2 separate regions of the Homo sapiens genome follow, and region 1 is linked to region 2. Evidence: chromatin loops called from intact Hi-C (ENCODE). Cell type or tissue: CD4-positive, alpha-beta T cell. All regions are shown on one strand. Each heading gives the region's core, and the rest is flanking DNA. Links, peaks and the distances in the headings are about the cores only.

The links. Hi-C counts contacts between places; a loop is a spot of excess contacts. Peaks named below come from ENCODE experiments on the same cell type or tissue, not always from the same donor. Only the 100,000 strongest peaks of a DNase experiment are listed, where the experiment ranks them.
Region 1: a loop joins it to region 2, with 2.6 times the contacts of the local background. A loop is called at or near these places in 2 of 110 quality-filtered maps.

Annotation. Positions count from the first base shown.
Region 1 is chr14:106,367,351-106,382,978 of GRCh38, reverse strand. It overlaps IGH, the pseudogene IGHVII-33-1, the pseudogene IGHV3-33-2, IGHV4-34 and the pseudogene IGHV7-34-1. Among named protein-coding and RNA genes, the nearest start is that of LINC00226, 87 kb to the right of the region's middle. In CD4-positive, alpha-beta T cell, for the core only: CTCF peaks have their summits at 4,594 (motif pointing right), 9,226 and 9,426 (motif pointing right); DNase peaks (open chromatin) are centred at 4,598 and 9,418.
Region 2 is chr14:106,279,129-106,296,632 of GRCh38, reverse strand. LINC00226 (long intergenic non-protein coding RNA 226) reads right to left here and starts at 8,959. Exons shown (of 2, transcript NR_033375.2): 1 at 8,667-8,959; 2 at 8,261-8,563. It also overlaps IGH, the pseudogene HOMER2P2, the pseudogene IGHV3-25 and the pseudogene IGHVIII-25-1. In CD4-positive, alpha-beta T cell, for the core only: a CTCF peak has its summit at 9,697 (motif pointing left); a DNase peak (open chromatin) is centred at 9,732; H3K27me3 peaks cover 709 bases.

The sequences.
Region 1 (15,628 bases), core at 4,553-12,552, 87 kb before region 2:
ATAGTATTAAAAACTCATATCTTGATTCTTGATGTACTTTTTGTTAATTTCTTGTAGAACATCTCAAGTAATCAATACAGGAAGTATTTGTTGTGTATTAACCCATATATATATATACCCACATCTAAACGGTTTTTATTTATGTTCCTATATTATGCTAAACTTGCAAATCCACTGAGATACCCTAAGTTAATACCACATGAATGATTTTCACCTTCCTTCTATGCCTTTCCCTAACCTAGCACTCCAACCGTGGGGAACCCCCTCCCACCACACACCATCCATTCCCTTTGTAGTCCATTTCCAGGATTCCTGTAGAGTGGAACCCGATTGTGTAAGTTGTGCTCTTTTGTGGAACATCATCAAGTGGAGTCCAGTGCTGACGTGCAGTTTCTTTTTTCTTTAATCTTATGGACTACACTATTTCTGAACCTACTTAGTACCTCTTTTGATTTCATACATTAGTATAATGGCATAAGATATTTTCTATATAGTCTGCATTCCATCCTGGAATTCCTAATCACCTATTTTTTTAAAATTTCTTGTGGATTAAGATTGTATTAGTCAGTGTCCCCTAGAGGGACAGAACAAGTAAGATACACATACACACACACACACACACGGAGTTTATTAAGGAGTATTAACTCACACTATCACAAGGTCCACAATAAGCCATTTGCAAGCTGAGGAGCAAACAAGCCAGTCCAAGTCCCAAAGCTGAAGAACTTGGAATCCGATGTTTGAGATGAGGAAGCATCCAGCAGGGGAGAAAGATGTAGGCTGGAAGGCGAAGCCAGTCTAATCTTTTCATGTTCTTCTGTTTACTTTTTATTCTGGCCACACTTGCAGCTGATTAGATTGTGCCACCCAGATTAAGGGTGTATCTGCCTTTTTCAGCCCACTGGCTCAAAGGTTAATCTCCTTCGGCGACACCGACACAGACACACCCGGGATCAATACTCTGCATCCTTCAGTGAGATCAAGTTGGCACTCAGTATTTAGCATTACAAGTCCACCCTTTGTCAACTTGAACCCATACACATCTCCTGAGATTATACATAATCTTCAAATAAAGACAAGAATAAAGTCATAATTATGCCTAATAATACAATTATTCTTCTTACAACTGGAAACACACCAATCCCCAATCCAAATGGTACTACATATGCTCCACTCCCTCAAGGACACAGCCAGGATCATCTGATGACTTGGTGTCTAGATGGCTTCAGCACTTTTAATTTTACCTCCAATGTTAGACTCCACTTTATCAATGCAGATGTAGCAGAATATTTTAAGACATTGATATGCTGAAAAATTCAACAGTTCATAAAAGTTGCCTTCCCACCACAGCCAGTGGTTACTACTGAATAAGGACCTGCCATCCTCTAGGGAGAAGCTATAATGGATGGGGTGCACTGTTGGTGGTTATGGAAATCGATCCATCGTGGCAAATGGCAGCATCTTTCTTTGATAACATTATATTCTATTGTGCATATATACCACATTGTCTTTATTCATTTGTCTATCTACTGACAGATTTTTTCCATATGTTTGCTGTTATTAATAGTGTTTCAATAAACATAGGATGCAGATATCTTCACAAGGTGGTAATTTCATCTCCTTTGGATATACTCCCAGAAACAGGATTCCTGGTCATACAATATTTCTGGCTTTAATTCATTTAGGAGCCTTTATACTGCTTTCCATAATTGTGAAAATGTAGAATGGTATAGCCATTATGAAAAACAGTTTCAGTTTTGAGGTATGATCTGTAAACAAATAATGTTTGTTATGGCTCTCAATGAGAGTTTCTACTAAATATGATGGAAGGTCAGGAAGGTCTCTCACCTTAAAGCAGGGATGGATTATGCCTCTTATTTCCTAAAAGCAAAAGATTGGAAGCATGCATGATGGAGGTGGTTGGCAGGTTTCAGGATGATCTCATAAGAGGAGAATCTGTTGGATAAAACTGTTGGGTTTTCAGTCATAGACACACCTACACTCAATATGAAATGATGAAATCAAGTGAGGATCTAGAATGTGTTCGCTTGAAGCAACAGCATATTCTCAAAGGCACCTATTGCTCCATCACAAGGGTGATGAACTTTTGAAACCAGTAAAGTGTGAGAGCACAGTAAGTGATAAAGTTATCACATTTACATGAAGTTTGTTTAATGTGCCAAGGGCTCGCACAGATTAATCATAAATAAACACAATGTATTTTAGCATACATAGATGTCTAGAGAAGAATCTTCTTAGAGAAACTTCTTCAGGTTACAGAAATCTGTGTAAGTTGTAGATCTAATGGAGAAGTGTCTATGAATACTGGTCTGTTTTTGAAGTATGGAAAGATGATCTCTTTTGGAGTAGGCTTGCGATTGTGTTGATTTCTTAATTGTTTCTTGAGTTGTAACAAAAGAACCAAAAAAATGACTAACCGGAGTTTCATGGCTGTGTTGATAAAAATTTTTCATAAGCTTTCTGTCAATTATTTGAGACCAGATTTCCTGATTTTTTTCTCCAATAGATACATGTTCACAAGATCTCAGGAAACCACCTCTCAGGTGCTTTAGTTTAAAAGACTAGCTTCCTAGAAAAAGAAGATTCTGTCTAACCATGACAAGTTGGTTTCATCTGCAAACCATCAAGTTTGAGACCTCATTGTCAAGAATCATAAAAATTTTAACTCCAATGTACTGAAAATCATAAATCTCGAATTTAATGTTGATAGGCATTGACAAAATGGTTCATTCTTGGATGCGTCCTATGTTGCTGGCTCAACATATCAGTTAATTGAGAATCCTCACTTAGCTCCCTCTGTTTGTAGCACTGAGTTGATTGTCAATCTTCAGAGTCATCCGTTGAAGGAGAGTCCTGAGGTTCATGGGATTCTTGTAGACACTCAGGGGAACAAAAGAAAGAAACAGAATTGAGGGCTGCCAGCCATTTCCACATCACTAGGAATAATTACCATCTAAGTATAAAGGTCTGCATCATTCAGAACACCCTGCATGACAGGCTGATGCAAAAAATCCAACCCTACAGAGGCTCCACAGCAACCTTTACAGTTCTTTCCGGGAAGAAATAATCTCCAAGTTAAGTGAGTCAGTAAAGCTGCTCTGAGCTACAGTAAAAATTGGATTGGGCCCGATTTGTCTGAGTTCAGTGTAATTATTATACTCAGCTGCTGCCCCAATATAGACTGAGGATGGATAATTTAAATGAGCCTGGCTATGTGGTTTGTTATATATCTGAACTAAATAAACATAAAGGGCCTGTCTGGACTAGCGTGAGGGTGAGAGATCCTGGGAGCCCCAGCCCCCCATACTCTTATCTCCCTTCCTCCAGGAACCTCTAGGTTCTCAGGGTGAGAATCCACAAGATCCATTCATGGCTCTATTACCAGGAGACCAAAATCTCTGACCTTGTTCATACAGACAAACAGGCGAAGGACATTTTTAGATCCTTATCTATGTGGCGAAAGGCAATCTATCCCCATTACAAGCCTTACCAGCAACCTTCCTTTGTCATGAAAATGGGTAAAATTAGCCAATAGGATTACATTTAAGAAAATTTTCCTGTGATGTTCCAGCCAGAAAACAGCAAAAATCAGCTTCACACCTGGAGACTTCTTGCATCGGTCACAGCCCAGAGAAAGAAGATCACCATAGCATTAAAATGCAACTGTAAGAACATGTAATGCTTCCATGTTCCACGCATTACGTCTCACCAGTTTAGTCAATATGGATTAAATATGAGAGTGTGGCAATTCGCAAACTCTATCTGAGGAGGAAAATCGGATAAAAAATGTTATGAAAAATAAAGCAATTTGAAGCCTCTGACTTCAGCAACTTCACCACTAATGAAATGATGTAACCCTCATTGGCCTCAAATTTAGTTTTCACGGGGCATCTGCAGGGTTCCAAAGTGAGACCAGGTGAATTCAATGTGCATGCACTTCCCAAGTGTCCACTTGTATTCTGTTTCTTTACTTCTGTTTACAGAAAGTAGACACATATTCAGTCTTAGTACCAGTGTAGGGAGCGCTTTCCATGAGATGGATACCAGAAAAAAATGGCAAACATGGGATCCGTTAATATAAAAATTAGCCACGATGTATATATATATATGTGTGTGTGTGTGTGTGTGTGTGTACACACGCGCGCGCATGTGTGAGTTGAATAGCAGAGTTGGAGTGGGTTTCTATCCACATGTACCTGCACCTGCAGGTATTCTCAGGTGCCATAATCAACTGTAGGACCCTAAAGGAAATAAGAGTCTCCCCTCAACCCCTGAAGAGTGTTTGGGTTCACCGTGTGTCCAATGATTCTGTGCCTCTTGAGCTCCAGGAAAGGGCTCCCTGGTGATGCATGAGATCTTTTCTTGGAGTCTCTCTGCAGAGTTCACTGGGTTTCCTAAAGGCAATTCACTATTTCAAAAGATGGTGTGAGGAGCATGTGGTGTCCCTAAAGGAGAATTCTGAGCCAGGGCACAACCACTTTATACTGAGCTGGATACACTGGTAGGAATATACTCTGTCAGCTCAGATAGAAACCTCCCTGCATGGTTGGGGCTGGGCTGCAGGGGGCGCTCCGGATACACCCAGCACAGGCTCCCGCCCCAGAGCAGGTGCACAGGAGGCTGGGGAGAGGTTCCTCCCAGGGCCTGGGACTTCCTTTAAAAATATCTAAAATAAGTATTTCACAAAGACTGCTGAAGTTTGTATAAATATCTATTCAATTGTGAGCATTTATCAAACTGGATGTTGTAATGAGAACCACTTTTACAATGGGGATTTCAAACTCTGCTGGAGGTCAGGAAGAGATCCTTTCTTATAAATAAATGCAATTTTTGGATAAACACAGTCATTCCCTAAATAACGCATTCACATATTATGGTCTAGAAATGATGCAAGTTGACCCTGAGACAGTCAAATGTGGTTTCAAAGTGAGGTGCTGTCCTTGAGGAGCTTGTTCTCCAGTGGGGGAAGCTCTGTCAACACAGAGTTCAGGGATGTGTAGGGGACACATGGCCTCTAACAGGATTACGGCTTGAACCCTCAGCTTCTACAGTTGTGTCACCCATGTGTCTGTTTCTCATACTGGGTCAGGAATTGGGCTATTAAATAGCATCCTTCATGAATATGCAATTAACTGAGGTGACTATAGTATCTCCGTTCCCTGAGAGCCTCACCCAACAACCACACCCCTCCTCTGGAGAAGCCCCTAGATCACAGCTCCTCACCATGGACTGGACCTGAAGGATCCTCTTCTTGATGGCAGCAGCAACAGGTAAGGGGCTCCCCAGTCTCAGGGCTGAGGAAGAAACCAGGCCAGTCATGTGAGACTTCACCCACTCTTGTGTCCACTCCACAGGTGCCCACTCCCTGCAGCTGGTGCAGTCTGGGCCTGAGGTGAAGAAGCCTGGGGCCTCAGTGAAGGTCTCCTATAAGTCTTCTGGTTACACCTTCACCATCTATGGTATGAATTGGGTATGATAGACCCCTGGACAGGGCTTTGAGTGGATGTGATGGATCATCACCTACACTGGGAACCCAACGTATACCCACGGCTTCACAGGATGGTTTGTCTTCTCCATGGACACGTCTGTCAGCACGGCGTGTCTTCAGATCAGCAGCCTAAAGGCTGAGGACACGGCCGAGTATTACTGTGCGAAGTACACAGTGTGGAAACCCACATCCCGAGAGTTTCAGAAAGCCTGAGGAAGGAGGCAGCTGTGCTGAGCTGAGGCAGTGGTACAGCAGTTTTCTGAACTTCCATAGTATCTCATTTTGCATTGAGTTCCGCTTTAATATTAGCCAAGAATATGGGATAGACGGGTGCTCCTAAGAGATCCTTAACTTGCCCATTTTGATGGGTTTTCCCAAAGACGTGAGAAGCCACTTTTTTCGCAAAGCATCCCAAAGCCATGCCCTGCTCCAGAAACACGTGTATCCATTTCCTGGTCTTTGATTAACTGACAAACTCTCATCAGCGCACCTGGGCTAATTTCACATCAGGTAGAAATATGTGCTTTAAAGCAAGGCTAACGTTGTAATAGCAATTCCTGCTTAATAACCTTCAGCATTGTTGTTGTGTGCTCCATCAACTAATTACGTTAGTTCAAGGTTCTCAATGGGAGTTTCTAATAAATATAAGGGATGTATAGAAGTTCCCCTAATTAAAACAATTGTGAAGACAACCTCAGTGTTCAACCATATTTCAACCCTTCACCACAAAGGAACTTTCATCTCTCCTGGAAGTTGGGTTCATTTTCAAATTAGTTTTTTTATTTTAATATCTCAAGATTATTGTATGTGACTATTTTAGCAGAAAGTGAATTATGGGAACTTGAACTAACCAACTGAAAATACATTCAGAACTAATTAAACAAGATGCCAGAATGTGATTGGCTCCAGGCATTTTAAATTCAACAGGTTATGTAACCAGGCTTTAAATTTGCACATCTTCGTGTTACCTTCATGACACAGTCAACTCCCATTATGTAAGAAATGGTGAGTGCATTCCCAAGGGTCTTGCACAGTTATAAAAATAGACTTGATGAGGTGAGGAGTTGTTTAAATTCCCCTCTGAAGAAGCAGCATCAACCCAACAAACCACTCTCTTCCCTCTGTGACTAGAGCTCTGTCACAGGCCACATGGACCTAAATCCTTGATGGAGATTACAGGACTACGTAAATTGGACTGATCGTTTTTATGCTGTTAAATTAATAGGTGAGTCTGCACTCCAGCCTGGGCAACAGAATAATCTTGTCTGTAAAATACAAAAGAAAGATAAATTAATAGATACTGACTTTGACATTTCGGATAATAATATTTTCATAAACCGAATTTAATTATACCCACATTGTTACCTACACCTTCACTGAAAAGTTCCTAGTTATGTTGAGTTCCATCAACACTCCACATGTTCAAATCTGGACATCCAAGAGAGTCTAGAGAATAAAACGCAATGAGGGCAGTGAAACTTGCGTATATTCAGCACCTCTTAACTCAGGAGGACTCAATACACCCTGGAACACTCTGCTTTTCTGAATGGCTCACAATGACTCCAGCTCACTCTCCAACCTCCTCAAACATCTGGCCTCTGTTTGCCCTAAGTTCACGCTCTGCTCTTAGTCTATGTTCTGAAGTCTTTGTAGAGGTGAAAATGAGCTGTCAGATGGATCTTCCTTCTCACTGCAACATGGAATTTGCTATTTCACTTAATGACCACTCTTTCCACAATGGTTGATTTCTTTTGGCCTGTTCATTACTGGTGATTTTCAAGGGAATCTCAGTTGAATCTTTACTGTTTTGCATTTTGTCTCCATGACAATGTTGGGAAGTTTTTCTTCTAGCAGCATAACATGATCTAGTGACCTGACACATTTGCAGCAAACAATACCTACAAATTCAGAAGCTCTTTGGTTTTCTTTCCACGAAATATAATTCTTGCTCTTCTGTGTATGAGCACATCCTAGCATCCCTGTACACACCCACGTAGATGTCTACACGCCGATGAAATATTCCCTGTAAATAAAAAAAGTATCTCAGTTTCTCTCAATGTTCATAATTCTCCTGAGGGTGAGGAAGGTACTTCTGGGTCTGCTCAAACAAATGGCCCAGAGACCACCTGGTAGGTAGGTAAGGAGCTCACCTCGCTCTGGATATTGAGTCTGTCTCTTTCCCTCTGTCGTCTCATAGAAGGCCAGCCCACTTGTTCAGCTCCTAAGAAGAGAGCCCAGGTTTATCCAGATTATACAACACAACCAGCTTCTGATGACTCTCCTGTTACAACATCCATGGAGATATTTTGTGTATTATATAATTCACCAAACTAATGTGAAATGCCCAAGTTGCAATACTGCACACCCTAGGGTATGTTCTTGCAATTCAGCGGAGGAGAAATTCTTTCAGAGACAGATGGATCTGAATTGGTAAATATGTGGGTACGAATTCTGGGCTTGAGTGTCATTGTCCAGCCATGTTTCACAGGTGTGACCTGTCAGGGAAGAACCAGAGTTCCTTGTTCTCTCAGAGGGTAGAGCTCACAGAGGTCCTCTCTGGTTCCCAGGAAAGGTAATTTCACTAATCTTGGTGATGAGACTATCCTCCAGTGCTGATGTACTATAGAGTTTTCATCTGAAGCTGTCACTGCTATCCCCAATGTACATCTTTTCACACAGAAATGTTTAGAGGTCAGGCCATATTCTCAGGGTTACACATTGAGAAGGATGGAGATATATTCTACTACCTTCTCCTGAGATCTCACACACAATCTCAAATTTCAAAAGGTCTCAGAAGGGCAGCTCTCAGGTACTATTTAAAAATAACCCACTTCCTGGGACAGGTAGCATCCTTCTAACCATGATGGATGTTCTGAACTACAGTACACATTGCATGGATCCAGGTTTGTCTCAATTCACTGTGATTATTACACTCAGCAGCTGTTTCAATATGTCTGAAGGGGTAAATGACAATTTAGGTGACCTGGGTGTATGGTTGGTGTTATATGAATCTTTAAATGTAGAACAGTATTAACTGTATTCCAAAATCTGTCTTTGATCCATGATCACACTTGTCTCCCAGACCAGCTCCTTCAGCACATTTCCTACCTGGAAGAAGAGGACTCTGGGTTTGGTGAGGGGAGGCCACAGGAAGAGAACTGAGTTCTCAGAGGGCACAGCCAGCATACACCTCCCAGGGTGAGCCCAAAAGACTGGGGCCTCCCTCATCCCTTTTTACCTATCCATACAAAGGCACCACCCACATGCAAATCCTCACTTAGGCACCCACAGGAAATGACTACACATTTCCTTAAATTCAGGGTCCAGCTCACATGGGAAGTGCTTTCTGAGAGTCATGGACCTCCTGCACAAGAACATGAAACACCTGTGGTTCTTCCTCCTCCTGGTGGCAGCTCCCAGATGTGAGTGTCTCAGGAATGCGGATATGAAGATATGAGATGCTGCCTCTGATCCCAGGGCTCACTGTGGGTTTCTCTGTTCACAGGGGTCCTGTCCCAGGTGCAGCTACAGCAGTGGGGCGCAGGACTGTTGAAGCCTTCGGAGACCCTGTCCCTCACCTGCGCTGTCTATGGTGGGTCCTTCAGTGGTTACTACTGGAGCTGGATCCGCCAGCCCCCAGGGAAGGGGCTGGAGTGGATTGGGGAAATCAATCATAGTGGAAGCACCAACTACAACCCGTCCCTCAAGAGTCGAGTCACCATATCAGTAGACACGTCCAAGAACCAGTTCTCCCTGAAGCTGAGCTCTGTGACCGCCGCGGACACGGCTGTGTATTACTGTGCGAGAGGCACAGTGAGGGGAGGTGAGTGTGAGCCCAGACAAAAACCTCCCTGCAGGTAGGCAGAGGGGGCGGGCGCAGGTACTGCTCAAGACCAGCAGGTGGCGCGCGGCGCCCACAGATCCCGAGGCCGGGTCCGGAGCAGGTGCAAGGAGGGCGGGGCTTCCTCAACAGCTCAGTGGTCTGTCTCCTCGCCAGCACCTCAGATGTCCCCAGGACTCTCTTTCTTTATTATCTGTGGTTCTGCTTCCTCACATCCTTGTGGCAGGGAAGAAAGGAGGAAGACAATTTTTCTGTTTACTGTTGAGGTTTCACCAATTACTAGAAACTTTCCTACAAGTTCCTGCATGACTCATTTTGCCATATATGGATTCTCACCATCTCTTGATTTGTTTCATCAATCGAATTGTGCCCTATTTGAAATTAACTTACTGAAACCTTAAATCCAATGGATCTATACTGGAATTTTAATGATGTAATTGAGGTTAAATGTGGTCAAAGTGTGAGACCCTAATGCAATAAACCGTTGTCTTTATAAGAAGAGGAAGAGACACCAGAGACCTCTCACTTTTCACGTGCACACAGAGAAGAGGCCATGTGGAGACGTAGTGCACTAGAAGGTGGCCCTGTGCAAGCCAGGAAGAAGCCATACTAAGAACCAATTTTGCCAGCTCCTTGATCTTCGACATTCAGACTGTAGAATTGTAAGAAAATCAATATTTGTTGTTTAAGCCACCCAATCCTGTTGTCTTCTTACGAAGACCCAAACTGACTAATACCACCTAACTCTGTTAGCTCTGTCTCCTGGAGGGAGAAGCAGCCCCCTGAGGCTGGGCACTGCATCTCTCAGATTTCCACGTGAAGTAGGCAAAAATAGTAGTTCTCATATAAAAATGTGTCATGGCTCTGTTGGCCATTTTTGAGCATGGTCTCTGAAACCAGCCCTGGTGTGTGTGTGTAACAAATGTCCCTTATCTTTTATTTGGACATAACAAATAGACGATAGGTACCAGCTGGATGGAGATTGGCCACTGATCATCTTCTGTTCTCCTTAGTATGTCACAGAAAACCACACCAACATCACCAGCATCACTGTTTTTCTTCTACCACCTCAAACGGACTACAGAAATGATCCCTGCAGTATGGTCTATTTCTTCGGCTTTCGAAATTTGCACTGAATCTCTTCCTAAATGGGGAGCTACATGGGGTCTGAGTTTTGTTCCTTTCTTCCCAGTCTTCCCCAAGTACCAAGGACAGAATAGACTTAAAATTTGGCCATCAATGCCCCCAAACACCACATCACTTTCTAAAATCCACATCCTGCATCCATCCTTCTCTGGACACCCCTCATCAGGCTACCCAGGAATGGCCAGAATCTGGTATCAGCTTATGGGCTGAGGCCACGAGTTATACACATGTGTGATTTCAGTCACACACACTCTACTTCAGGACCACACCTGTGTTCTGAGGAGCTCAGGCACCTGCTGATCTCAGTAATTCTCTAATAAATCACACACCTCTTATTAATAAAGGTCCAGATGGCCCCATCAGCTGCAGAGCAGTGGAGTAAAGCTCATGGGTGGGTCCATCAGGCAGAAGTCAGACAATGGAAGGGATGGCTGGTCACTTCCATTTTCACTGATGTTCGCAATGAATTTTAATGGAATAAAACAATATTAACTACAAAGAGACAGAAAAGAAGACTGGCTCGTCAAGATATTTAAGGACAAGGAACTTTATTTGGGGGGAAAGTGAAAGACACTTCTAAATGGAAATCCCTAAAGCACATACAGCAGCTGACAGAGTGGCCACTGTGCACATGAGGGCTGAGGAGATGGATGGTAGAGTCCATTCCTGCAACATGTCTCTGGGTGTGTGATGGTTAGACTCCTCATGCATATGAATATAAGAGCTGGACTCATGGAGAAAAAAAGGGCCATATCCCATAGGAAAGGAAGAAAAAAAAACAGATGGGCACCCCTGGAGAGAGCTCATTAGATTTGGTGTGTTTAAGATGAAAATTTCTTCCAAAAATTGTAATGTTCTAAGCTAAATATGAATCTCTTCAATAAACTGAGAATAGGAGAATGGAGCTAGGACTTGAGAGAGGAAACAAATCTTGAGAGAGCAGAAAGCAAATCCACAAAAACTGTCACATGACAGAGGTCAGAATGGAGCTGATGTAGCTACTTCACTATTCTGCAGACTTATTGACCATGTGGAGAAGGGGCTTGAACAAATGGAGACGTTCTCCAACCTTCTGAATCAGCCTCCTTCTTATGCATGAGTAGAAATCATAGTTCTGGGGGTGACCTTCCCAATTTTCCTGTCCATACCTCTTCCCCCAGGGGTAGAGTGTCTTCCCAACCACAATGGTTTCTCACCAGTGTTCTCAGCTTCTCCTCCATTGTACTTACCCTGCAGATTAAGAATTTCTTCTAGATGGAGTTCTTTGGGAATTTTCTGTTTTCTTTAGTTTCTGTTGACTCCACCACACCCCCATAGGATACAGGTTTTATTGGATTTCCCCTGGAAATAGTGGGGGTGGATCCAGGCGTTCAACAGTCCTCGCTGTTCTTCCCTTCCTGTCAGCACCACAGGACAGCAGATAAGGGAGTTGACTGTGGATTTTTCAAATTCCTGGGAAAAGCCTGCAAGGACTAGTAGATTCACACTCTAATACCATTAGCACATGTATCCAAAAAGAAACCTCACTAAATATTTCCAGGTTAGCCTGTTCCTCTCTCAGTGCCATCCAGTGGCACCTGCCCTGGGTTCACGAACATGTGGGCCCCAGTCCTCTCTGCTGGCATCTCTCTCCTCACATTTCAGTCTTCTCGTTAGCTCTGTGAAAGCAGCTCAGATATGTTAAAAGGTTTTCTTCTTCATTTATTCAGTTTTTCAGGTTTACTGTTAAGGAGGTCAGAATAAGATCATAGTTTCCTCATTTTTCACATTTGCACGCTGAGTAGCCACTTTCTATATAAAAGCCAGAAACTAAGGGAACAAATCAAATATCCATATCCACTACAGGTGAACGTTAAAAAATTTGACATATGATTATGGACTAAAGTACAATGCAGAATTAGAATCAAGGCATCCTCATTCTCATAAAAGCATGTCTACATTCTCAAATAACTCTGCTGAGTGAAAGTAGCTGAAGAATTAAGAGTGCACTTCATAAACTTCTAATTGTATAAACTGCAGAAGGTACAACTATTCTAAAGTAACAGAGCAGATTTGAAATTTGGGAGAAATGGGTGTTGAAAGTAATTGGGTGGTGAGATGAAATTACAGAGAAGTGACAGAAAGATTTAGGGGTTAACTTAATTGTACACAACCTGATTAAAGTTTGCACACATACGTTACCATTTTCCAAATGGTGCAGTGTAGATTTGAATTAATTATTAATTGTACTTAAAGCAGTAACAAAGAAACAAATGAATATGTTGGTTGAGGAGGAGCAAAAAATAGATGGGTATGAACACTCAAAACATCTCAGACTCTTGAAAGTACACATGCTTGAACACTGGTTTTCTCTGTATACTTTAGGTAAAGAGCAGAATACATTAAAAGAAAACAGAGATGTCCTGGCGGGGGTGGAATCCTGCAAACCTCACTAGGCGTGTCCCACACTGCCCTGGAGTTGTCTCAGGGGAGCAGTCTCCTCTAGTGGTCAGAGACACAGGCATGGATAATGGGGCTAATACTGTCCAGCTGTGTGACCTTGAACACATTGTATAAACACTGTTCCATATGTAATTTATCTTCCTTAAAATGTAACATTGACACTTGCATTAAATGTATTCTACAAATATGTCAAAAAGAAGATGACGACTGCTAAATGATTATCAAGGCACAATCATATAATATAATGATATTTTCCTGAGTGATAAGATGACTACCAATCTCCCCCAGGGCACTTTGTCTGCTCTGAGCCCTGCGCCTCCTCAGGATTCCCATCCCAGAGCTTGCTATACAGTAGGAGACATGCAAATAGGTTTCTCCCTCTGCTGATGAAAACCAGCCCAGTCCTGACCCCACAGCTCTGGGAGAGAAGCGCCAGCCCTGGGATTCCCAGGGGTTTCTATTTGGTGATCAGGACTAAAGACAGAGGACCCACCATGGAGCTTGGGCTGAGCTGGGTTTTCACTGTTGCTGTTTTAAAAGGTGAACTAGAGAGATTGAGCGTGAGTGGATACCCTTGAGAGAAATGGTGGATTATGTCTGGGAGTTTCTGACCAGGATGTCTACGAGTTTGCAGGTGTCTAGTGAGAGGTACAGCTCGTGGAGTCCGGAGAGGACCCAAGACAACCTGGGGGATCCTTGAGACTCTCCTGTGCAGACTCTGGATTAACCTTCAGTAGCTACTGAATGAGCTCGGTTTCCCAGGCTCCAGGGAAGGGGCTGGAGTGAGTAGTAGATATACAGTGTGATGGAAGTCAGATATGTTATGCCCAATCTGTGAAGAGCAAATTCACCATCTCCAAAGAAAATGCCAAGAACTCACTGTATTTGCAAATGAACAGTCTGAGAGCAGAGGGCACAGCTGTGTGTTACTGTATGTGAGGCACCAGGTAAGAGGACATCAGTGTGAACACAGACACAGTTTCCTGCAATGACAAGGGAGGAGGCTGGGCTAAAAGGGGCACTCAGGACCCACTGAAAACGGGCAGCTCTAGGGCAGGTACAGATGGTTATCATGGGCTGCTTTCCTTCAGGGTCTGTGGCCTCCTCTGCATCTACCAGTTCCCCTCGGAGCCTCTGGACATTTATGTTTCTGTGGCCACCCCTGACATCTCTGGATTAGAAAAGTTTATTATAGGAAGAGGAAACATTCTCATTTGTCCCAAAGCAGATGTAAGTAATGGAAGCAAAAAATGCACAGGAGGCCAGGCGGGGCTGTAGATACTGTCACCCCAGAATGTCAATCTCACCACTAGTACTGGAGAGGGAAGGGAGTTTGATGGACCTTCCCTAACAACCCTGTGGTCCAAGATAAGTCCAGGAAGACCATTGGTGCCTCCCAGAGCACAGTTGTCCATCAGGGATGTCCAATGCGTCCCAGCAGCAGCCATGCCTCAGTGTCTCCACTGTGCACAGCCACTGTCTGGGAGGAGCTCCCAGGATGGGTGTCTTTGGCACACACCAGGTGGCGGGTGTTAGAGTGCAGTGCAGCAGCTGGCTGCCTGTTCTATTGGGCTCCCTGATGCTGGAGAGATGGGAGGTGCATTCGCAGGGCCAGCACCCTGTTTGTGAATTTTTATATAAAAACCCTGATTTTACTTCATTTTTGCAGATGACATAGATAACTAAAAACAGAATCTGCAAAGAAATTGTAATTTTCAACTTTACCCCAAATTCATTGTTTCTTAATTCTGTGCAAGATCCAGACATATTATTGCCTTCCTCATGATAATTTATTCTATGTAAAACCGAAATCATTTTTTCTCCTACTCTTTGTTTCTGTTCAAGTACAGAGATCTTGAGCAAAGTAAGTTGGGTTCTTTCCACACACTAACCCTCACCTTCCCCAGAGAATGAGCAGAGATTGTCCTCAGTCTGAGTCTAAGGGAGGAGCTGTTTCTGCACAACTCAGAGCCTGCAGAGACCCCCAGGTGCAGCTTCAGTGAGTCAGACATTTCTCCATGTGGGCGACCTCCAGTGCCTGTGACTGCTGCTCAGGCCTAATTGTTGGTTAAGTATTACGACACCCTTTAGGTGATCACATCTCAAGCCTATTCTGAAAATCACCATGAACAGAGATAGTTCAATGGCCATTCTCCTGACATAAGTTTCTCTTTATTACTTGGTTCCAAGTATGGAGAAAAATGTGACCCTATATTTGTCTGAATCCAACATCAGCATCCACGGCATTACGCTAGGAGACTCACTAATTGAGCACAAGTGAGCTCGTTATTCTCATAGAAATGTAAGTATTTGGAAATTTCAGCGTGTTCTCCAGAACCTGTGGCTGCCAACAACTGTATTTCTCGGTGCACTCTTGGCCTGGTGAAGCCTTCACAGAACCTCTCCCTCACCTGTGCCATCTCTGCATTCTCCATCACAACCAGTGTTTCCTTCTGGAGCTGCATCCATCAGCGCCCCCATGGGAGGTACTGGAGTGGATCGGGTGCATAGGTCATGGAGGGAGCACAGATTACTCCCCTCTTCTCAAGAGTCCAGTCACCATCTCCAGATCCATGTCCAAAAAGTACTTCTTCTTACAGGTGAACTATGTGAGCAACAAACACATAGCCATGTATTTTAGAGCAAAAGACACAGTGAGGAAACCACAGTGTGAACTCATACCCAAGCCT
Region 2 (17,504 bases), core at 5,067-13,066:
AAATCACCTAATGGGTACAATGTACGTTACTTGGGTGTTGGGTACACTAAAGCCAATACCACTGTGTAATATTTCCATGTAACACAGTTGCACCCATAGCCCTTAAATTTATACAAATAAAGATAAAAACAATTACAATTTAAAATATAAAATTATTAATAGTTGACCAAAGATCTTGAAAATTAAAATTTAAATCATGATCAATAAATGAAATTAATATCAGTTGAACTTCATTTAACTTAAAATCCTTTTGTACTCAAGTGATTTTAAGAAAATGAATGTCAAGTTTTAGATGAGGAGATTTGCAAATCATATCACCACCTATGTAATTATAGTAAGAACCCTCAAAACTCAACAGTGAATAAAAGAAGAGGCAACCCATGGATAAAATAGGCAAAGGTTTGTGCAGGCATTTCATTAAAGAAGATGTACAGATTACACATAGGCATATAAACAGGATCTCAACAGGATTTTTCATCACAGAAATTCAAATCAAGACCACAATAAGATACCCAAACACCCTTTTTAGAATGGCTGAAATTAAGAAGAAAGATGGATCATACCGATGCTGGTGAGCATACCAGGTTTCTAGAGTCTAAAACATTGCTAATGGGAATGCAAAATGAAACAGCTACACAGGAAAATAATTCTTAGTTTCTTGTAAAATTATATATGCCCTTAACACATTACCTAAAAATCCCCCTCCTGTAATACAGTAATACATGGCTGTGTATTACTGTGAAAGAGGCATAGTGTGAAAACCCACATCTTGAAACCCTGAGGGAGAAGGCAGCTATGCTGTGGCTGAGGAGATTACAGGGATTATTTGATTAAAGACTTTTTTAGAAAGTGAGGTTAAATCAGCCGGGCGTGGTGGTTCACACCTGCAATCCCATCACTTTGGGAGGCCGAGGTGGGTGGATCACGAAGTCAGGAATTTGAGACCAGTCTGGCCAACATGGTTAAACTCCATCTCTACTAAAAGTGCAAAAAATTAGCCGGGTGTGGCGGTGTACACCTGTAATCCCAGCTACTCTGGGCGCTGAGACAGGAGAATCTCATGAATCGGGGAGGCTGAGGTTGCAGTGAGCCGAAATCGACCCACTGCACCCCAGCTTGGGTGACAGTGCAAGACTCCGTCTCAAAAAAACAACAACAACAACAAAAAGAAAGCGAGGTTAAGTCATTGAAAAATAGGAAAATATAAATGTGTATGCACTCTAATTATTTGGGAAATTTTCCATACAACTTGTATTCTGTAAACAAAATTCAGGGAGTGGAAAACAAATCAAATTAATAAAACTGATATAAGAATTCCTCTGAAGATATTAGTGTGAGCACTAACACACACTTTTGAATGGGTGTTGTAAATATTTTGGAACACACCTCTTAGGTCACATTTTAATTCTACATTTATGTAAATTATATAAAATATCGAAATTTTTTAATGTCTCCATTTTGTGCAGTTATAATTTTGGTTTCATGCCAGCAATGCATGATAGATTCCGTTCTTCCACATCCTCGTTGCCATTTGGCACTATAAGCATTGTGTATTTTAACCATTCTAATCTATTGGTGGTGATAGCTCATTGTTGTTTAAATGCACATGTCTCTAAAATTTTATATTTAATTATTTTATATAATTGTGATGAAGTGTTTGTTATGGTATTTGGCTCATTTTTGATAGCATTGTTTATTTTTGATCAGTTGTAAGTTTCTTTACATACCCATTATATAAGTCACTTAAAAAAGTACTTAGCTGGTCATGAACCCCAGGATGAGATGCAGACTGTATAGAAATCTCTAGCAATGTTACTCAGTGTGGGCAGGGATGGCATGAGATACGGGGAATAAAGAATAAAGTAACTTTCTCCATTTGGATATAAGATGTGTCCATTCACTAGAGAGTTTTCTTTCAGAAGGTTCCCATGTGAGCCAGTTTCCTTCCTGACAAGGAAATCACCCAGAGGATTCTCATAATCTCTTAAGTGAGAAAAGTTTTCCTCAAACTCCAGCTCAGTCTAGCTCACACTGTCTCTAAATGGGCAATTACTTTCAGACATGTACACACATCTGTCCCAACGTGGACTCCTCCCTCAGACAAGCACACACATTGCAATGTGGACTCTCCCCTCAGAAAACCACACATGCCCCACAATGACTCCTTCTTCACATAAGCATATATGCCTGATGCTGAACTGCTGTGTAGCAAAATTAGCTCAGAATACAAGCACTTATGGACTCTAGCCATAACAATGTGTAGATCTGCATTTTATTTTAAATTCTAAATGAACATTTTGCCTTCTTGTTAAGAACAGTGGTTTACAGCTCTACATGTAGAGACTACAGGCAGATATATGTTTCCTCTGGGAAAAGTTTATTTTCATGTATTTACTGGGTTATTTTGTTGATAAACATTCATCTATAAAGACACCTGAAAAGTGCCCTCATTAGAGAAAAAGAAAGTGTAGTTTGCAGATTAACTCTGAGCATCCAATCCCAGGAATCCTTTGATCTGCCCTCCCTGAAATCCACAGGCAGAGGGGGGATGATCGCTGATAAGTAGCAAACACATGTCCACAGGAAGGGAGACATGGAAATGTGGTCACTCCCACACTCAAGAGGAGCAGCTCATCCCCTGTCCGTAGTGGTCCTGGTGAGGAACCACCCCACACCTGTGCCTTCCTCAGTATCCACACCATGGGGTCTGTGCTGATCTGGGCTTCCCTTCTCATCACTCTCAATATTAGTGTCCTTGCGGATCAGGCTCAGCTGTGGCTGCTCCAGATGAGGCTGTTCTCAGTCTGTTCCCTCTGTGTTTGCAGAAGTCCTGTGTGAAGTTCACCGGGGGAGACAGAGGAAATAACGGTGCAGCCGGGGGCTATCTGAGTCTCTCCTGCAAAGACTCTGGATTCACCTTCACTGATTGCAGCATAAGCTTGGTCCAGCAAGCTCCAGGACCAGGGTTGATGTGGGCAGCAACAGGGAGAAATTGAAGAGGAAGCTCTCAGTGGTGCCCTCCATGAATACAAAGAATCTTCACAGTCCCCAGGACACCCTTACGTGCATGGTCTCACTGATATCTTTACTTCCTTTATCACTTTTGTTATGTAAATCACAATGAATAGTGTATTCCTCATCTATTATACATTTGTTAAGTCTTTTTTGGTGTCTTTAAAAAAACTGATAACTTTATAGTATGTAATATCCTTAAGTCCTGAAAGTGTTTTTTGATGTCTACCTTGTCTTAAATTTATACAGCTACTATAGCTTTTCTTGGTTCATGTTTTCTCATATTTATCTTTTCTATTTGTGAATATGTAGAGAAACTTTCTTGTACATAGCTAATAGTTGTGTATTGCTTTTTTATTTTGGCAGTCCTTAAATATTCTAATTTTTTATGATACTTTAAGTTTTAGGGTACATGTGCACAACATGCAGGTTTAAACAAACAACCTCATCAAAAAGTGGGCAAAGGATATGAACAGACACTTCTCAAAAGAAGACATTTATGCAGCCAAAAAACACATGAAGAAATGCTCATCATCATTGGCCATCAGAGAAATGCAAATCAAAACCACAATGAGATATCATCTCACAACAGTTAGAATGACGATCATTAAAAAGTCAGGAAACAACAGGTGCTGGAGAGGATGTGGAGAAATAAGAACACTTTTACACTGTTGGTGGGACTGTAAACTAGTTCAACCATTGCGGAAGTCAGTGTGGCGATTCCTCAGGTATCTAGAACTAGAAATACCATTTGACCCAGCCATCCCATTACTGGGTATATACCCAAAGGATTATAAATCATGCTGCTATAAAGACACATGCACACGTATGTTTATAGCAGCACTATTCACAATAGCAAAGACTTGGAACCAACCTAAATGTCCAGCAACGATAGACTGGATTAAGAAAATTTGGCACATATACACCATGGAATACTATGCAGCTATAAAAAATGATGAGTTCCTGTCCTTTGTAGGGACATGGATGAAACTATCTATTGCTTTTTTAAATCAACTATAATAAATTCTATTTTTTTTTTTGAGAAGGAGTCTCGCTCTGTCGCCCAGGCTGGAGTGCAGTGGTGCGATCAGGGCTCACTGCAAGCTCTGCCTCCTGGGTTTATGCCATTCTGCTGCCTCAGCCTCCCGAGTAGCTGGGACTGCAGGCACCCACCACCACGCCTGGCTAGTTTTTTGTATTTTTAGTAGAGATGGGGTTTCACCGTGTTAGCGAGGATGCTCTCAATCTCCTGACCTTGTGATCCACCTGTCTCAGCCTCCCAAAGTGCTGGGATTACAGGCATGAGCAATAAATTCTATTTTTAAACCAACAATATTTTTTTCTGTTAATTTTTGTTTAAATTAACATTTTATAATGATGCTTATTTCTCTATTAACATGGTATTTAATTACCTTTTTATAAATATTGTATAGTTACCATAAGATTTACAATAAAAATTGTATGTAATTAGATTCTAATGTAAATCCTGTGATGGCCTTGATATGAAGAACACAGATAGTGTAACTGTGTGCTTTGAATTCCTCCTTCTCGCCACTCTTTCTTGTTTATTCTGTTTGCACTTACATATGCTGTAAAATAGAATATGTAATTTTTTATTACTTTATACAGTTATATCTTATAGCAATTACAAATGTTAAAGAGTACAATTCATCTAGATTTTTCCATTTTTACAATCTTTATTTCTTTGTAGAGATTTCTATTTTGAGTGCATATCACATGGCTACTCGCAGAGAATCTTTGTAAAATGTGCCCTGAAACATGAATGTGCTGACAACACATATTCTCCAGATCTTTTTTTCTGACAGAATTTTATTTGCCATTCACCTTTAATGAAATTTTAATGCATGTAGAATTTCAGTTTGCATTTCACCTGTAATTTATTTTCTTGTAATTATTATTAGTTTTTCCTGGAGATGATCACACATTACATTCTGCTGGGCCTTTATTAACCATGTTTCTGCGAACCTAGTCAGGCTTGGGTTTCAAGTGTATGGTTGCCGTGGCTATCAGAGTTGAAATCAGCTTCTCCTGTTCACAAAAACTTCAGGTTCCTCTGGTGATACCTGCGTTTGTGTCCCTGTTTGGCTTTGGATCTTCACATTTCATTCTCCCCAAAGAAAGGCTGTCTCTTTCAGCTGTGGCAGGTGCATCCTGCTGACACATTTACTTGGTGACTGTTTGTGGGATGAAGGGGCTTGGACACAGGGGCACGTTTTCCAACCTTCTGGCTGAGCCTCCTTCTTAGCTATGGGTGGTGAGACTGGCTCTGATGCATGATCTTCCAAGTGTTCCTGTTCCTTCCCTTCCTCAGTGTCACAGTGTCTCTTCCCAGTCATGCTGTTTTTTCATCAGTGTCCTCAGCTTCTGACCCACTGTCCTTACCCCACAGATTCTGGATTTCATTCCTCAGGAAACAGACGGGAGGTGATTCTGGGTAGAGTTTCCCTGATGTCCTCTGTTTCCTTGTGTTCTAGTTGATTCTACCAGTGCCCACAGGACACAAGATTTAATAAATGTCTCCTGCATATAATGAAGGGGGATTCAGCATTGAACGGAGCTACTGTTCTTCCTCCCCAGTCAACACCACAGGACAGCAGGTGGGTGAGTTGTCTGGGGATTTCCCCAATTCTGTAGGAAAAGCCTGCAAGTGCCAGGAGTTTCACACTCTCACACCATTAGCACACACATCTTCAAGCAACTCATTAAACATTTCCAGGTTAGCTTTTTCCTATCTTCAATACCATGCCATGAGTGGCACCTGCCCCAGGTACTCTAATAAACGCACCCTAGTTCTCTCTGCGGGCCCCTATTTTCTCATATTTCAGGGATTTTTTTCTCTGTGACATCAACTCAGATATGGTGAGGGGTTTATTTTTTGTAATTCTTCATGTTTTTTGTTAACGAGGTCAGAATAATATCATTTTCTCAATTTTTACATTCTAACGCTTAGTATCTGATTTCTAAATAAAATTCAGAAACTAAGACAACAAATGAAGTATCCATTATTTGGTGCATTGTTAAACAATTTGAGAAATATTCATGTACTGAAATAGAATGAACCACTGAAATCAAGGCATGCCTCATTCACATAAGAACATGAGGGCATTATCAAATAATTTTGCTGAGTGGAGGAAGCTAAAGAATTCACCATCAATTTCATGTGATTTCATTTGTATAAATCACAGAAGATGCAATATTCTAAATTAACATAGAGAAGATCTGAATTTCTCTGAAAATAGGGTGGGCAGAGTAACAACGTGGTGAAATAAAATTATAGACAAGTTAGATAAAAAAAATTAGAGGTTAACTTAATTGCTAAAACATGATTGAAGTGCTGATTCAATGACTGCACACATATATCAACATTTTCCAAATGCTGCACTATCAATTTGATTTCATTATTGATTGTTTTTTTAATAAAGCAGTAACAAAAATGAATATATTGGCTGAGAAAGAGCAAGAAATGGATAAATACCGACACTTGAATAATCAAGGACTCCTGAAAATACACACATGTGAACACTGATTGTAGATTTCAGGTAAACACTAGAAAAGGCAAAATTACACAAAGTTGTTATGACAGGAGGGACATCCTGAAAACCTCTCTAGGCATGTCCCACACCACCCTGGAGCTGTCTCAGGGGAGCAGTCTCCTCCAGTGTTTAGAGGCACAGGCACGCATAATAGGGCTAACTCTGGCCAGATGTGTGATATTGGACACATTGCACAACTGCTCTGTTCTGTATGTAATTTATCTTCTCTACAAATGTAACATTGACAGTTGCATTAAATATATTCTGCAAATATGTAAAAGTTAAATAAGCTGATGTCTGCTAAATGATTACCAAGGCACAATCACATAATCTGAAGTTATATTTTCCAGAGTGATAGGATTACCTCCAGAGTTTTCCAGGACACTCTCATCTGCTCCGGGCACTGCCTTCTCCTCAGCCGTCCCACCCCTGAGCTTGCTATATAGTAGGAGACATGGAAATAGGGCCCACTCTCTGCTGATAAAAACCAGCCCAGCCCCGACCCTGCAGCTCTGGGAGAGGAGCCCAGCCCCCGAATTCCCAGGTGTTTTCATCTGGTGATCAGCACCGAACACAGAGGACTCACCATGGAGTTTGTGCTGAGCTGGGTTTTCCTTGTTGCTATTTTAAAACGTGATCTATAGAGAACTAGAGATATTGAGTATGAATGGATATGAGTGAGAAACAGTGGATACGTGTGGCAGTTTCTGACCGGGGTGTCTCTGTGTTTGCAGGTATCCAGTGTGAGATGCAGCTGGTGGAGTCTGGGGGAGGCTTGGCAAAGCCTGCGTGGTCCCCGAGACTCTCCTGTGCAGCCTCTCAATTCACCTTCAGTAGCTACTACATGAACTGTGTCCGCCAGGCTCCAGGGAATGGGCTGGAGTTGGTTGGACAAGTTAATCCTAATGGGGGTAGCACATACCTCATAGACTCCGGTAAGGACCGATTCAATACCTCCAGAGATAACGCCAAGAACACACTTCATCTGCAAATGAACAGCCTGAAAACCGAGGACACGGCCCTGTATTAGTGTACCAGAGACACAGTGAGGGGAGGTCAGTGTGAGCCCAGACACAAACCTCCCTGCAGGGCCATGCGGGTGGTTTCCTTTCTCAGCTGCAGGAGGCGGGCTTATTGTTGCAGGACTCTGGAGACTTATTAGGTTGTGATATTTTACTATGGTTATTTATCATGAACTTTTTTATTGGGAATTGTGTTTTATTAATTTTTATTTTATATGTAAGGTTATTTTTTTAAAATACATACCTTCAAGAAATAATTCTTCCTAATAATTTGCACTTGTTCTTTTTAGAGTTTTGTTAACATCTGTTGATATCAGCTACTACATAGCTATAGGGACATTAATTTACATCTATAGACATATGTGTAAATACACAAACTTATACATATATGTGGTCTTTTATATTTAATGTTATAATAAAATTATTATAACAATTATAAAATACATCCTAAAGAATGAAACATATATAGTAATCCATATTCCTTTCAATCATTGCCTATAGTTTACATAAATTGATGTCTATTTGTAACCTTAAACATAGTGTATTGGTCATTTTCAAACATCCAAGAACAAATTTCAAATGTCCTTGTCACACACACAAAAATAAAAATTTGAGGATTTGAGGTGATATATATGTCAATCAGCTCGATTCAATTATTCCATATTGCATTCATAAATCATAACATAGCTTTATTCACTATAAATACATACAACCAAAATTTCTCAATTTTCAATGAAATTTTAATTATACATATTTTATCTGTCCTAGGTCATGAATGTTTTTCTCCCTGTCCGGATGTGATTAAGATTGTCCTGAGAAACAAATTCAGCCTCCTGCCTCCTGAAGGCTTCAGGAAGCAGCTCCTAGATGGGGTGAAGCAGGCAACCCGTGTGTGTCCACAGGACCCGGAGCCTCTCTCTCCTTGGATTAGGCCCCCTCCTCAGGATTACAGGGCTCTTCAGTTTTCTCAACATGCTGTTATACCAGAGAAGCACAAAACACTTAATTTCATTATATTTTTCTTCAATTTTTCAAAACAACACAAAGGTAATAATTTTAACAATAAACATATTACAACCTACTATACATGAGACCCTTCCTGTGCTTCGAGGTTTCTTCTCAGGACTTTGTATGTATTACATGTTTTCAGTTTTTTCCTGAGATGGAATGTTGACGTCTCCTTATTACAGATTATTCTTTTAATTTGTCTCTTAGAATAATTTTTTCCAGAGCTCCTGCCCGCCCGCGCCTGGCGGAATGGAGCGGCGCCAGGGCTGAGCCAGGCGCGCAGGGGCCGCCGCACGTGCCGCGCGGGGAGCGGATGCCCAGCGGGCGGAGAGCCAGCGCCAGAGGCCGGGTCGGAGCGGCCGCTGGAGCAGCGTCAGAATGGGAGAACAGCCCATCTTCACCCCCCGAGCGCGGGTCTTCCAGATTGACCCCAACACCAAGAAGAACTGGATGCCTGCGAGCAACAGGCGGTCACCATTTCCTGTTTCTATGATGTCACAAGGAACAGCTATGGGATCATCAGTGTGGACAGCGCCAAGGTGACCATAAACAACACAATTACACAGAATATGACCTTCACCAACACGTCACAGACGTCTGGGCAGTGGGCCGACAGCAGAGCCAACACGGTGTTTGGTTTGGGGTTTTCCTCTGAGCAGCAGCTGACAAAGTTTGCAGAGAAATTCCAGGAGGTGGAAGAAGCGGCCAAGACAGCCAAAGACAAGACCCAGGAGAACATGGAGCCCTCGAGTAATCATCCTGAGAATCAGGGCGTGGAGCCCCATCTTCTACTCCGGCATCCAGTGTCAACGGGACGGACGATGAAAGGCCTCTCAGGCCGCTGCAGCCGACACGCACCTGCAGTCTGGGAACCACAAGCTGAAGGCGGCCTCGACGCAGAGCTGCCCACGGGAAGAGGTGGGAGATGGAGCTGCAGACCCGGCGGGAGACCGACTTCCGGCTGCCCACGGCGCTGCAGGAGTCGACGGCCAGTGCGGAGCAGAGGAAGAGGCCGTGAGTCAGAGTGCGACTGTGTCTCTGAGAAGATGGAGGCGGCAGAGAGAGGATCAAAACCTGGAAGATAAAGTGCGTTCCCTAAAGATAGGCCCTGAGGAGAGCAAATCCCGACAGCGCCACCTGGAGGCGCTTCCTGGTGGCGCTGGACCGGAAGATCCAGGCCTGCATAACTTCCGCCCAGGCCTCCCAGGCTGGGCACCAACAACTAGGGCTGGCAGAGGCCCGGGATCCCCACCGTGAGTCCTAAGTATGTGTGCGAGACCAGATGGCGCTAGGACGTTCCCTGTGTGCGTTGCTTCTGTAAATGCAGGCGCCGTGTGTCGTGTTTCCAAACCAGTTGTGCCATCCACTCACTCCTTTCCAGAATAGAAATCTCTCGCTTCTCTGGCCTTGTGAGGTTGTGGACAACTGGAAGATTCTGACTGAGGAAACCAGAACCAGGTCTACCTTCAACATTTACGCAGTCAGGCCAGGGATGTTTATATCGTTCATAAGGGTTGTTGGAACCATATGAACTGAAAAAAAGCATTTTCTCATCCAAATATTGATATTCTTTACACCAGGCCATCGGGCTCCTTTTATCCGATAGCATTCAGAGTATTTGAAGGTCCTCCAGGTGCCAGCCTTGGGGGCACAGGGAGAACAACATTCCTCTCCGAAAACATGGGGAAGCTTTAAAATAACTGTTTAGTGGAGACTTACCCAGAGATGGAAAACAGGTTTCTGGTGAGTACATTTTCTGGTTTGGGAATCACCTGCATCCCCGATCCTGCCCCGTGCCCCCCAGTTTGTATGGTTGTGACAATGTTCCATTTCTTTGTTTTAATTTCTGAGCAGTTGACTGTGGTGCGGGAACAGCACACAGTGAGGGTGCCTAGCACAATGCCTGGCGCAAAGTAGGTGCTTTATAAATATTTGTTCAATTAAAAAAAGAGGGAGGCTGAGGCAGGAGAATCACTTGAAGCTGGGAGGTGGAGGTTGTGGTGAGCCGAGATGGCGCCACTTCACTCCAGCCTGGCAACAGAGCAAGACTCCATTTCAAAAAAATAAAATAAAATAAATAAAATAAATAAATAAAATAAAAAATATTTTTTCCAAGCCCCACTCAAAACCATGGTATTGTTAGAGGTGTAATAGTTGGACCAACATTGAAAATACATTCCATTTAGTTCATGGGCGTGCAAATATCCTTTTTTCTTTAAAAATTGTTCTCAGTTGTAATATTACAAAAAATATTGGTAATTTATACCAATGACACAGGTTAAAATGTTGTATAAATAATTTAATGACGTTTGATTGGAAAAAATACATGTGCCACATGTCGACAATTTTTTCCTTCTCTATGAAATATATACTCATTAATAAGTTTCAGATGTTACAGTTATCTTTTTGATTTCTGGGATTTAATTTTAGTAGGTATACTTGAATGCATTTTATTAATTCCTATAATGATGTTGATATTTCATGTAGGATTTTAATACTAATTTTACTATTTACTGAATTTTAAACTATTCTACATGTTTTATTTATATAAGAAAAAAATTACATATGAGAAAAAATGCGTAGACCTGAAATGTATCACTAGAGAGTTTCTGTCAAATGTGAATACCTTTGTTCCCAACACCTAAGGTAGCCTGAAGAGCAAGTCCTTCCCCACAACATGCGTCTTTTTCTGTGCTTGCGGTCAGCTCCTGCATGGGGAAATGTTTTGATTTCTGACACTATAGATCCATTTTTTTTCTGTTTTGAACTTTATATAAATGCAATCAAACATTTTAGACCTTAATTTGGTAATGGGCTACATTGCTATTTTTTGAGGTTATTTCCTGCTATTTAAGGTATTAAATTAGATCAACATATTATCATTTATTCAAGTAATGGACTGACTCTGATATGAAACCTCAAAGTTTTCACATATATATGGAGAGAGAGAGAGAGAGAGAGAGATGAGGGAGAGAGGTTTTATATCTGAGTCAGTCTGTTAAATAAGTAAATGACAGTATTTTGATTTATTTTCCTGTAAATCGACTTTAAATTTGTTTCCAGTTTATGAATATTATAAACAAAGCTGTTACAAATGTCTTAGTGTAAGTTTTCCTATGTTGTCTTCTTTTTATTGAGAAAATATGAAGTATGTATTTATTATAAGCTTAAATTTTTTCAGTTTTATTGAGGTATAATTGAAATATTTTAATAATGTATAGGTTTAAGGTGCCCCACTTGACGTTTTGATGTTGTATTAGTCCATTCTCACGGTGCTATAAAAAATGCCTGAGACTGAGGGATTTGAGAAAAAAAGTGTGTTTAATTGGCTCACGGTTCTGCAGGCTGTACAGGAAGTGTAGTGGCTTCTCCTTCTGGGGAGAGTCAGGAAAGTTAGGATCATGGCAGAAGACAAAGGGGAGCAGGTGCGTCACATGGCCAGACCAGGAGCCACAGGAAGCAGGGAAGGTCTACACACTGTTAGGCAACTAGATCTTATGAGAACTCACACACTGTCATGAGAACAGCACCAGGAGTTTGTTCTAAACCATTCATGAAAGACCCACCCCATGTCCCAGTCATCTCCCACCAGGTCCCACCTTCACAATTGAGGATTATAATACAACATGAGATTTGGGGCAGGACACAGATCCAAACCACATCAGATACACATTGTGAAATGCTCATCATGGCCAAAGTAATTTGTATATCCATTTTCTCATGGAGCTACCATTTTATTTTTTTAAAATGTACTACATGTGTGTGTATGTGTGTGTGTCTCATGAGAACACCTACGATCTACCCGTTTAGCAAAAATCACATTTACAATACAGCATTAAATACAAGAACATTGCAGTACATTAGATCTGCAGAACTCATTCACCCTGCACAACTGGACCTCTACCCTTCGACCGACATCATCTGATTTCCCTCTCCTCACAGGCCTGGGACCCACTATTCTACTCTCTGCTTTCAAGAGCTTGAATATTTTAGATCCCACATGTAAATGAGATCATTAAGTCTTTCTGCATCTGGCTTATTCCACTAAGCATCATGTCCTCTAGCCCCATCCCTGTTGTTGCAAATGTCAGAATTTCCTTCTTTTCAAAGCCTAATAAAATTCAGTTTTCTGTGTACACATTTTCTTTACACATTCATCAATCTGTGGTCATTAAATTATTTTACAAATCTACACTATTATAAATAATCTTGCAGTGAACATGTGTTTGACATAATAATTTTATTTCTTTTGAATATATGACAAGAAGTGGGATCACCAGAGCATATGATAGCTTTATTTTTCAATATAATGAATAACCAAACCTACCACACCATGCTTTTGAAGTCTTAGTCATATTTTATTTGCCTAGGCCAATGTCCCGAAAAATTTCTCCTACATTTTCTTCAGTTTGTACATTTAAATATTGAATCCATATTCAATTAATTTTTGTCTATGGTGAAAAACTAGAAGTCTAGTTTTATTCTTCTATGTGTGGCTGTCTAAGTTTTTCAGCACCACTTACTGAATAGAGGGTTGTTTCTCCATTGCATATTTTTGTCAGTTTTGTCAAAGAACAGGTGGTTGTAGAAACTTGTCTTTATTTCTTGGCTGTCTATTCTTTTACATTATTATTATTGTTATTGTTTTTAGTAGCAGTACCATGCTGTCTTTCTTACTGTATCTGTGTAGTATAATTTGAAATCAGGGAATGTGGTGCTTTCAGCTTTGGTCTTTTTCCTTGGGATTTCTTTTGCTATTCAGGCTGTTTTTTGATTCCATATATATTTAAGGATTTTTTTTAAAACATGTAATCAATTATATTGGTTACTTGATAAAAATTGCATTGAATATGTATCTTGCTTTGGACAGTGTATTAGTCTACTGTGCATTGCTATAAATTAATGCCTGAGGCCAAGTGATTTACAAAGAAAAGAGGCTTATTTGGCTTACAGTTTTGGAGGCTGTGTGAGAAGCATGGCACCAGCATCTGCTTCTTGTGAGGGCCTCAGGAAGCTTACGGTCATGGTGGAAGGCAAAGGGGAAGCAGGCAGTGTCCTGTGGTGAGAGGGGGCACAGAAGAGGGGAGGAGGGTCGCTAGACTGTTTTTAACAATCAGATTTCAAATTAGCTAATAAAGAAATAATTCACTAATTACCATGGGGTTGATACCAAGCCATACCTGAAGGATCTTTTCCCCACAATCCAAAAACTCCTACTAGGACCCACCTCAAATATTTTGGATCACATTTCACCGTGAGATTTGGAAGGGACAATCACCTAAACTGTAGCATTTCACTCTTGTGTCCCCTGGTCTCAAATCCTTGTAAGATTGCAAAATCATCTTTTTTAAAAATAGTTCCCAAAAGTGTTAACTTGATCAACCTCCAACTGAAAATTACAAAGTCTCGCCAGGGTCTTAAGGCAATTTCCCTCCAGCTGCGTGCTGGCAAAATGTTTTAAAGAGTTATGTACTTCCAAGGTGCAATATTGCCATTGGGTAAATATTGTCAATACAAAAGGAATAAATTGGCCAAAGGCCCCACACACACCTAAAGCCTAGCAGGACAGATATTAAATCTTAAAGCTACAAAATAATCTATCTTGACTTTATGTTCTTAGTCAGGGTACACCAGGACAAAGTGGGTCCCAAAATCCTCAGGCATCTCATCCTTATGGCTGGGCACATTCCATGGGGCTAATAACACAGGCCAGAGTCAAGTGCCAGAAGTAGTTCCAGGTTGGGAGTACAAGCTGCCTTTGGATCTACCATTCTGGGATCTTGAGGGTTGTGGCTGCATTTCTGTAGCTCCACTGTGAAGTGCCCTAGTGGGGACTCTGAATGGGGTTCCAACCCCATCTTTCCCCATCTTTGGTACTGCCTTCGTAGAGGTTGTTTGTGGTGGATCCAGTCCTGTAGCAAGCTTCCTCCTGGGCACATAGGGTTCTCTACACATCTTCTGAAATCTAGGTAGAAACTGCCCAGCCTCCTTCACTCTTGCATTCTGCATATCTGCCAGAATCCAGTTATCCCAGCACCATTTACTGAACACAGAGTATTTTTTCCACATTGTTTGTTTTTGTCAGCCTTATGAAGTATCAGACGGTTTAGGTGTGCAGCTTTATTTCTGTTTCCTATTTTGTTCCGTTTCTTCTGCATATCTGCTCTTGTACCAGTACCAAGCTGTTTTTGTTACCATGTCATTATGGTGTAGCTTAAAGTTGGGTATCATGATGCCTCTGGCGTTCTTCTTTTTGCTTAGCATTGCTTTGGCTATTCAGGGTCTTTTTTGGTTCCATACAAATTTTAGAATAGATTATTTTTTCTAATTCTGTGATCAATGATGTTGATAGTTTTATGTAAATAGTACTGAATCTCTAAATTGCTTTAGACAGTGTGATAATTTTTACAATATTCCTTCTTCTAATCCATAAGCATGAAATGTTTTCCCATTTATTTGTGTCATGTATGATTTATTTATTTATTTATGCTGTGTTTTGTAGTTCTCCTTGTAGAGATCTTTCACCTTGTTTGTTACCTGTATTTCCAGGCATTTCATTTGTGTGTGTGTGAATATTGTAAGTGGGATAGGACTGTGTTCTTGATTTCACTCTCAGCTTGGACATAGTTGGGTATAGAAATGTTAGTGATTCTTGTACATTAAGTTTGTATCCTGAGACTCTACCAAAGTTGTTTATCTATTTTAGAATTATTTTGGCAGAGTCTTTAGAATTTTCTATGTATAGAATTATATCATCAGTTTGGACAGATATATCTACTTCTTTTCCCATTTAGATGTTGTATTAGTCTATTTGCACACTATAAAGAAACACCTGAGACTGCATAATTTATAAAGATTTTTGATTGTCTCATGGTTCTGCAGGCTGTACAGGAAGCATGGCTGGGGAGGCCTCAGGAACCCAACAGTCATGACAGAAAGGGAAGCATCATGTCTTACATGGCTGGAGCAGGAAGAGAGAGGAGGTAGGTGCCAAGTACTTGGAAACCACATCTCCTGAGGGCTCTGTCATGGGAACAGCACAAAAGAGGGTGAAGCATCCCCATGATCTAATCATCTCTCACCAGTCCCCACCTCCAACACTGGGAATAACAATTTGACATGAAATTTGGGTGGGGATGCAAATACAAACCATATCAGCTCCGTTTTATTTTTTCTATTGCCTGGTTGCTCTGACTAGGATTTCCAGTAGTATGCTCAATAGGAGTGGTGAGAGAGGGCATCCTTGTCTTATTTCAGTTCTCAAGGGGTTTGAGCTTTTGCTCACTCAGTATAATGTTGAGTGTGGTTTTGTCATAGATGGCTGTTATTATTTTGAGTTTTTTTTTTTTTTTTTTTGAGACGGAGTCTCGCTCTGTCGCCTAGGCTGGAGTCCAATGGCATGATCTCGGCTCACTGCGACCTCTGCCTTTCGGGGTCAAGCGATTCTCCTGCCTCAGCCTCCCATGTAGCTAGGATTATGGTTACGGGCATGCGCCATCACGCCCAGCTAATTTTTTGTATTTTTAGTAGAGACAGGGTTTCACTGCGTTAGCCAGGATGGTCTCCATCTCCTGACCTCGTGATCCGCCCGCCTCAGCCTCCCAAAGTGCTGGGATTAGAGGCGTGAGCCCCCGCACCAGGCTATTTTGAGGTATTTTTTGATGCCTAGTCTTTTGAGAGTTTTTATGAGTGAATGTTGGATCTCATCAAAAGCTTTCTCAGCATGTATTGAGAAAATCATATGTTTTTTGCTTTTATTTTGCTTACATGGAGAATCACAGTTACTGAATTGTGGATGTTGAATGAAACTTGCCTTCCAGGGGTAAAGCCTACTTGATCATGACGTATCACATTTTAAAGTGCTTCTGGATTCTATTTGTTAGTATTTTGTTGAGAAATTTTAGGTCTATGTTCACCAAGAATATTCATCTGATGTTTTCTTTTTTAATTATGTATCTTCCTGATTTTGTATCCCAAGGACACACAATGAAGGAAGGACAGTCTCCCAACAAATGATGTAAAAACTGGACATCCATATGCAAAATAAATAAAATTAGACCTTCTCTAACACCATATACAAAAATCAACAAAAATAAACATAACATGAAACCATAAACTCATAGACAACATGGAAAAATAATTCATGTCATTGATTCAGAAATGATTTATTTGAAGTTAATCCCAAAAGCAAGCCCAGCAAAAAACTACATGCAATTATATATCTGACAAGAAGTTCTATCAAAATGTATAAATAATCCATACAACTCAATAGCAAATATCAAATGACCTCATAAAAAGAGCAAAAACCTGAATAGATTTTTTTCAGAAGACACATGCATGAAAAACAGAGCATAAAAATGTCCTCAAGATGACTAATTGTCAGAGGAATTCGAATCAAAAGCACAATGACATATCACCTCACACCACTTAAAATGGCTATTATCAGCAAGACAAAAGATAAGAAATGTTGGCAAGAATGATCCACAGCCATAAAGAGAGCTTTGATTGGCCAAGAGACTGATTTCAGTAACTTTCTCCTGTGAAGAGACCACTGACCATGGACTTGTCCTGGCCAATTTCCAGAGGCTGTGCACTGTGTGTCTTTCTGCCCCTGCACAAAGCCCTTTTGATATGCAGGACCCAGCTGTAATTCATTTAGTTCTTAAGTCCTCACCCCAAAGCAAAGCTGAAATGCATGTATCATGTGTGTTTGCTTATTAGACATGAGAGCCTCCACGCCATGTGAATATCCATAGCTCCTTCTATAGCCTGCTGAGTGTGTACACTCGGCCAATCCATTTGCACAAATTTGTTTCTCATCTTTCCCTCTCTTAAAGTGCCTGCTCACAGTCTCTGTGGGAGGCTTTCCTTCCCAGCCTGTTAAGATGGCCGTCCTGCAGCTTCAACC